3 separate regions of the Homo sapiens genome follow, and regions 1 and 3 are each linked to region 2. A link is an interaction called in ENCODE POLR2A ChIA-PET data of the cell type or tissue named here. Cell type or tissue: GM12878. All regions are shown on one strand. Region 1 has its middle 19 kb from the start of TPRKB. Region 2 overlaps HK2 (hexokinase 2). Region 3 overlaps LOC105374809 (a long non-coding RNA gene).

Region 1 (2,500 bases), 1.1 Mb before region 2:
TTCCTAGTGGTAACAGGCTACTGGGTTTCCAAAAAGAAAGCCCAGATCTGCCAAAAGATAGTAAAATACTTAGGGTTTGAACTGAATAAGGGGCATAGAAACCTTCCCCCAGGCCACCTGGAGGCAATCGTCTGGGTAGCTGTCCCCATCTCCTGTAAACAACTGCAACGGTTTCTAGGAATGATGGGATTCTGTTGAATTTGGATTTTGAATTTTGGACTTACGGTAAAACTCCTTTATGAGGCCCTAAAAGGAAAAAATTCTGAGCCCCTGATCTGGACTTCAGAATGCCAAAATTAAAAGTCAAAGAGGCTGAGCACGGTGGCTCATGCTTGTAATCCCAGCACTTTGGGAGGCCGAGGCAGTCAGATCACTTGAGGTCAGGAGTTCGAGACCTGCCTGGCCTACACGGCAAAACCCTGTCTCTACTAAAAAATACAAAAATTAGCTGGGCATCGTGGTGGGTGCCTGTAATCCCAGCTGCTCAGGAGGTTGAGGCTGGAGAATCCAGGAGGCAAAGGTTGCAGTGAGCTGAGATCGTGTCACTGCACTCCAGCCTAAGTGACAAGAACAAAACTCCATGTCAAAAAAAATAAATAAGTAAATAAAATAAAGTCAAAGAAAAGTTAAAGACTGCCTCTTTGCTGGGCCTTCCAGATTTAAGAAAGCCCTCTAATTTAGTTGTGCACAAAAAACAAGCCATGGGCTTGGGTGTCCTAACTCAAAGCTTGGGAACTGACTGAAGACTGATTGCCTATTTCTCTGAACAGTTTGACCAGGTGGTGAGGGTTGGTCCCCCTGCCTCCGAGCAGTGGCTGCAACTTGCAACCTCTTCTAGGAGGCTGAAAAGCTAACTCTAGCTCAGCTCATCACTGTCCACACACTGCATCACATCTCCTGTCTCTTAGATCAAAAAGGTGGATACTGGCTGACCTCTGAGAGGTTGGGAAAATACCAAGCCATCCACCCTCCTTGACAATCCAGAGGTGAAGTTAAAGGTGTTCTCGGTTCTTAACTCTGCTACCTTAATACCTCCAGAGAAGGAGCCAGGGCCCATACAAAATTGCCTTCCAATTAATGAGCAGGTCTTTCCAAGGCAACCAGACCTGGCAGATCAGCCCCTGCTGTGCTCCAAACTAGGACTGTTCACAGATGCAAGCAGCTTCATGGACCATGGACATCATCATGCTGAATTTGAGGTCATTACCTTACAAGGAATTAAGGAAGCCAAAGCCTTATTGCTAGGCACCTCAGCTCAGTGGGCCAAGGTGCCCTTATGCATGCCCTCCAATTGGGTAAGAAAAAAAATTATGAATATTTACATAGACTCCCAATATGATTTCTTGGTGGCACATGCCCACAGAGCTATGTAGAGAGAGGTCTTTTGACTAGCAAAAATAAAGAAATCAAATATACTTCTGATATTTTGGCCTTATTAGAATCTGTAAAAGGCCAGGCATGGTGGCTCATGCCTATAATCCCAGCACTTTGGGAGGCTGAGGCGGGTGAATCACCTAAGGTCAGGAGTTCAAGACCAGCCTGGCCAACATGGTGAAACCTCGTCTCTACTAAAAAATATAAAAATTAGCCAGGCACGGTGACACATGCCTGTAGTCCCAGCTACTTGGGAGGCTGAGGCAGGAGAATCACTTGAACCCGGGAGGCAGAAGTTGCAGTGAGCCGAGATTGTGCCACTGCACCCTAGCCTGAGCAACAGAGTGAGACTCTATCTAAAAAAAAAAAAAAAAAAAAAAAAAAAAAAAAAAAAATCAGTAAATGCCCCCTCTAATAGTGGCTATCATCCACTGTCCCAGCCATCAAAAAGGAGACTCCCGAATAGTCAAAGGAAATTAGCTTGCCGACCTGGCAGCCAAGCAAGCCACAAAAACATTGGACTCTGAGGCTTTCTTAGCCCCACTAATACCTCACAATGATCTGACCAAGTTCCAACCTTGCTATACCAAAGGAGATTTAAAGTGAGCCAAGGAATGGGGATTCACATCCCAGCCCTGGCCCATCCAGGCTGGAAATGTAATCTGGAAGGTATCGTATTGGTTCCCAGTGCCCTCCTTAAAGATATAGTGAGCTAGTTTCATCAAAGCATCCATTACAGAAAAGATGCAACCCTTCAATGGCATGTGAGTTCTTGATTGACCCCGACATGCAATGGGGTCATTCAAAATGTGATCTATCAATGCATGCTTTGTGCCCAAACTGCCCTAAAACTGACCCCACCCCTGTTCAAGGGTACAACATTGAGGAGACTCTCCATGCAAGGACTGGCAAGTTAATTTCACCACAATGCCACGGGTGCCTGGAGGCTACAGGGCATCTTTTTGTACAAAAAACATCTTTTTGTTTTTTGTAGACACATTTACAGGATGGGTAGAGGCATACCCTATCCGAACAGAAAGGGAGCTGAAGTGGCCCACACTATACTAAAGAGATAATTCCCCAGTATGAACTCCCTTTGACGATTCAGAGTGACCATGGTGCGGTG
Region 2 (2,500 bases):
CCCCCATTCGAGGTCTCTGGGATGCCTGGGACATTAGTGCACTTCAGGTTGAAGCATCCTTGCGATGTCGCAGGAGACACAGTTGTGCTGAATGATCACAGGGTTAGTTCCAGCTCCTTTTCCCTAACCTCTGTCTCCCCGGTAACTAACCCAGAGAAGAGCAGAGGCTTCAGAGGGCATTGTGGAGGCTGCTTACTTGGGATTTCATATTCTTCTGCTGTGGAGTTTGTCAGTTAAATACTTGCTCACTCATCCTCACATCTCTCCCAGACCTGGCTTTCCACAGGGGAAATCATTTGCAGTGCCCTGTGCTGAAGAGTCACAGGACCCGCCATGATAGGTTTGGCCCCACCGACCCCTGGAATTTCACAGAAGGGAATGGCCATTCTCACATTCTTTCGGCAGATTGGGTGAGGTTCCCTGGGCATCCTGGGATTTGGCAGTCAGCTCTTTGCCCCTCATATACAGACCCTGGGCTGTTGAGTGTGTTCCTTCCTGCTGAGCCCAGGGTGCCCTGGGTTCTTCACGAAGCCCAGGGGGATTCTGCATGTGCAACCCATACCCTCCATCCCACCTCTTGAACAGCCGTTGCCTTATCCACGTCAGGAGTCAGGAGTCTTGGCCCTGTTCCTGTGAACAGAGAATCTCATTTCCCCTAAAATGCTGCCCTCTTTTAGGGGTGGTCACTCATTTTGTTTGCAGATGGATCTCTAAGCATTTCCCGGACATTCTTTCCTGCCTTGGTTAAATCTTATCTCAGCGTTAACCAGGAGAGTGAGTCAGGCTCTGAGAAACTGGCTCTGGAAGCCCTTGGGGCCCACCCACCTCCTGCCCACTCAGCCTTCCTGCCTTTCCACCATTTCTGCCCTGGATGCTTGGAGGTGGTCCATGTTCTTAAAAGGCCTTTTTCCCAATCCCTTCCTTCTGGCATCTCCATATTGTCTGAAGGAATAAAGCCAGATGAACCATCTGACAGCTTTAATTAGGGTTAAATGAGGGCATTCGAAACTGCCACTTTTCCTTCTTTCCCATTTGAGGGACTTCCTCTTCCTGCTTCCTGTTTCCTCCCAAACTTTTCTGTCTCAGTCCCCTCCATGAAGTCCTGTAGCCTCTTCCCATCAGCTCTGTGTGTAGTAACTCAGGCCACCCTCAAGCTGCCCTCCAGGTAGGTCCTGTTATTATCTATTATTCAAATGAAGAGACCAGGCACAAAATAGGATAGTACCTTGCCCCAGGGCAAGCCAGAATCCAGACCCAGGCAATGTGACTCCAGAGCCAGTGCCCTTAACCCCCAGCACAAAGCTGCTGGGACAACTATGTTTCAGTTTCACTTATGTTTCAGTTTCATGGGGTTATGAGTCAGGTATCAGCTGGGAAGGGACCTTTGGGACCATGTAGTCTAAACAAACCCTTCATTTTACAGTTAAGGAAACCAGATGTTGTGTACTAAGGGACCAGCCCAAGCTCACATAGGATAAGCCCCAGATCTGGAACCCAGTTTCTTGATCCCCATCATGTTTTTTTAAAACACAGTTTGTGCAGCATGAACTCTTATCATTTTAGGTGTCAGTTTCCCAAGATCAAAGGCAGGATTTACTTAGCTGTATCTAGGGGGATGCCCTAATTGTCCAAACTGGGCCGCTTTTGAAAATGGAGGAAAGCACTATCAGTAGTTATGCCATGACCACAGGTGTAAACTGAGATTGTCTTGGGTAAGCAGGGAAGTGTGGGTACCTTGCCTGTGGTGGGTGTGATCTTGGGGTGGATGGGGCAGACTGGGACAGACCCAGAGGTATTTGATCCAGCAAGTGGACCGCTGGCAGCAGACAGGAGTGGGGAGTTCAGATGCCACTGTGGGGCAAGAGGCTCAGAGGCAGATTCTGGTCCCTGGCCTGGGGCTGTCGAGGGGTAGGCAGAGTCTGACTTCTAGGGACCTAGCATCCTAGGCAGGGCAGACAGGTGGACTGGGAGGAAACCATGCTGCTGCGGGGATCCCATGCAGTGTGGGCGCCAGCCTGAAGAGCAAGGCCCGACACAGAGCACCTGGTCAGTCGGGAGTAGCCAGCTCTTCCCCTTCACCAAGTTACTTGTCAACTTTTCTCTTTGGTGTTCCCATAGCCCCTTGTGTATAACTATAACAAAGGTTTCTTGAGCACCTATTATATCCTAGTATTGAGATAGCTGCTGCTATGACTGCAGAGAGGCCATTTATGCTGGGCTATGGAGGGTCAGTGGGAGTTTGTTAGACAAGGGGAGGGGACATTTTGGGCAGTGAGGCCAACACATACACATTTCTAACCATTTCAAGACAAACACTCCTCAGATTCACATTGATGTATGTGATTTAAGTGATTGTAAATCCATATTTTATTAATGTAAAGGAAACTGCCTACTGTTCTGCCCTTCCTGTCAGTTTGTAATTACTTGTTAATGTATCTGTCTTCTGCCAATAGACTCAGCCCCTTCCTGGCAGAGGCTGGTGTCTCCTTTATCCCAGTAT
Region 3 (2,500 bases), 100 kb after region 2:
TAATCTAGGAAGGGTGAAAGGCAAAGTGAATCCAGATAGATAGATGTCATTAGAGTGAGAATGCCAGGGATTAATGGCATTTGTGACTTCATGGGGCCTCAGATAGCCACTTTCCAATTTTATGAATGGATACTACATTTACATAGAAAAACAGCATCTGCTCTCCCCAGTGCTTAGCGGTGATCAGTGTAAGTCTTGGAATGCCAGAGGGTGATCAACTGATGCTTTTAGCTGCTTGTAGTTCCTCCGTGTACTGGTCAGCTACAGGGTGGGAGTTCTCTGATATACAGAAACATGCCACGGATGCTGTGGAATGGACTCCTCCGGATGCAGTAACAGGGTGATAGTGCAAGTGCATTATCTGTTCAATGAGCAGCAGCAGTACTACAGGCTTAGGACCCGTTCAATACATTCTCCCTGACTCTATCAGCGAGTGATGGGTGGAACAAAGGTGAACTGGAAAATGGAGAGGCTTTGAGTAATACCTTCCAAAATAAGAATACAAATTGAGATCTGAGGTTTTCCTACTCTACGTTCTTACGATAACCCATAGTTTTCTTTTGTTACCTATAATAGTTTATAATGACATATTTATGCATTTATTTGGTTAATGTCTATCATATATCCTATATTTTAAGCTATATAAGGCCAGGAATTGTAGGTACTTTTATTTACCAGGGATCCCAGTGGCTAATACAGTGCCTGAATGTGTGGGTTTTTTACAAATTCTTTAAGAGTGACCCACTACTATTTCTGATTATAAGTATTAGTCATCTTGTTGCTGCATAACAGATTACCCCAAAATTTAGCAGCTTAAAACAACATATATTTATTATCTTACAGTTTCTGTGGGTCAGGAATTTGGGAGTGACTTAGCTAAGTGGTTCTGATATTAGTTAGGCTGCAGCCATTGAAGGCTTGACTGGGGTTGGAGGATACACTTCTTAGAAGGCTCATTCACATGAATGCTAGTAGAAAGTTTCAGTTCCTTTGCTGCTTATTGGTGGGAGGCCTCAATTTTTAACCACATGCATGACTTCATAGGGCTGCTTGAGTGTCCTTATGACATGACAGGTAGCTTTTTCTGGAGTAAGTAGTATGGGGATGCAAGGAGAGAGGGAGAGACAGGAGGAAGAAGCAATACTTCTATTAAAAATAGGCTTTTTCATACCGTAAAACTTACCCCCACCCTTTTTTTTTTTTTTTTTTGGACATAGGGTCTCATTCTGTTGTCCAGGCTGGACTGCAGTGGTATGATAATGACTCACTGCAGCTCTGACCTCCCGGGCTCAATTGATCCTCTTACCTCAGCTTCCCAAGTAGCTGGGACTACAGGCATGTGCCACCACACCAGCTAATTTAAAAAAAATTTTTTTTTTAGAGATGAGGTTTTGCCATCTTTCCCAGGCTGCTCTTGAACTCCTGGGCTCAAGCGATCTACCCGCATTGGCCTCCCAAAGTGTTGGGATTACAGGCTTGAGCCACTGTGCTGGCAAATTTACCCTTTTAAATTGTACAATTCTCCCTGGTCATCTAGTGTTTATGAAAAATCACCAAAATAAATGAAGTGTACAATTCAGTGGTTTTAATACATTCACAAGGTTGTGCAACCATCACCACTATCTAATTCTAGCATATTTCCATTACTCCAAAAAGAAATTCCATTATTTGTCGGCAGTCACTTCCTATTTCTCCCTCTCCCCAGGCCCTGGCAACCACTAATCTTTCTGTCTCAATGGGTTTGTCTAATCTAGACACTTCATATAAATGGAATCATACCATATGTAGCCTTTTTTGTCTCACTTCTTTCACTTAGTATACATGCCACATGGCAGCATGTATCAGCATTTCATTCTTTTTTATGGGCAAATAATATTGTACTGTATGAATAGACCACATTTTGTTTATCCATTCATTAGTCAATGGATATTTTGGTTGTCTTGGCTTTTTGGATACCATGAACTTTGCTACTATGAACATTTGTGTACAGGTTTTTATGTGGACATATATTTTCAATTCTTTTGGATATGTACCTATGCGTAGAATTTCTGGGTCATATGGTAATTATATGTATAAATTTTTTTGAGGAACTGCCAAACTGTTTTCCAAAGTGGCTGCATCATTTACATTCTGACCAGCAGTATATGAAGTTTCCAGTTTCTCCACAACTTGCCCACATTTGTTTTGCTGTTTTGATATTTGCCATCCTAGTGGGAAGTGGTATTTCATTGTGATTTTGTTTTGTATTTCTATTTTCCTAACAAATATTGATGTGCAACTTTTCATATGATTATTTGCCATTTGCATATCTTCTTTGGAGAAATGTATATTCAAATTCTTTGCTCATTATTAAATTGGGTCATTTGTCTTTCTATTATTGAGTTGTAAAAGTTCTTTATATATTCTAGGTACAGTTCTGGCTATCAGGTGTATGATTTGCAAATACTTTGTCTTTCCACTTTCTTGATAGTGTGTCCTTTGACACAATTAATTTAAATAT

The links. Peaks named below come from ENCODE experiments on the same cell type or tissue, not always from the same donor. Only the 100,000 strongest peaks of a DNase experiment are listed, where the experiment ranks them.
Region 1: POLR2A ChIA-PET joins it to region 2 with 5 read pairs; 2 of 35 experiments call an interaction of 5 or more read pairs at or near these places.
Region 3: POLR2A ChIA-PET joins it to region 2 with 6 read pairs; 3 of 35 experiments call an interaction of 5 or more read pairs at or near these places.

Annotation. Positions count from the first base shown.
Region 1 is chr2:73,755,481-73,757,980 of GRCh38, forward strand. No RefSeq gene overlaps it. Among named protein-coding and RNA genes, the nearest start is that of TPRKB, 19 kb to the left of the region's middle. In GM12878, no CTCF peak of the experiment used is centred here; no DNase peak of the experiment used is centred here.
Region 2 is chr2:74,842,788-74,845,287 of GRCh38, forward strand. All of the region lies in intron 1 of HK2 (hexokinase 2), which reads left to right. Among named protein-coding and RNA genes, the nearest start is that of HK2, 9.9 kb to the left of the region's middle. In GM12878, no CTCF peak of the experiment used is centred here; a DNase peak (open chromatin) is centred at 1,354; H3K4me3 peaks cover 689 bases; H3K27ac peaks cover 759 bases.
Region 3 is chr2:74,944,327-74,946,826 of GRCh38, forward strand. The region is part of intron 1 of LOC105374809 (a long non-coding RNA gene); the gene reads right to left. Among named protein-coding and RNA genes, the nearest start is that of POLE4, 13 kb to the right of the region's middle. In GM12878, no CTCF peak of the experiment used is centred here; a DNase peak (open chromatin) is centred at 995.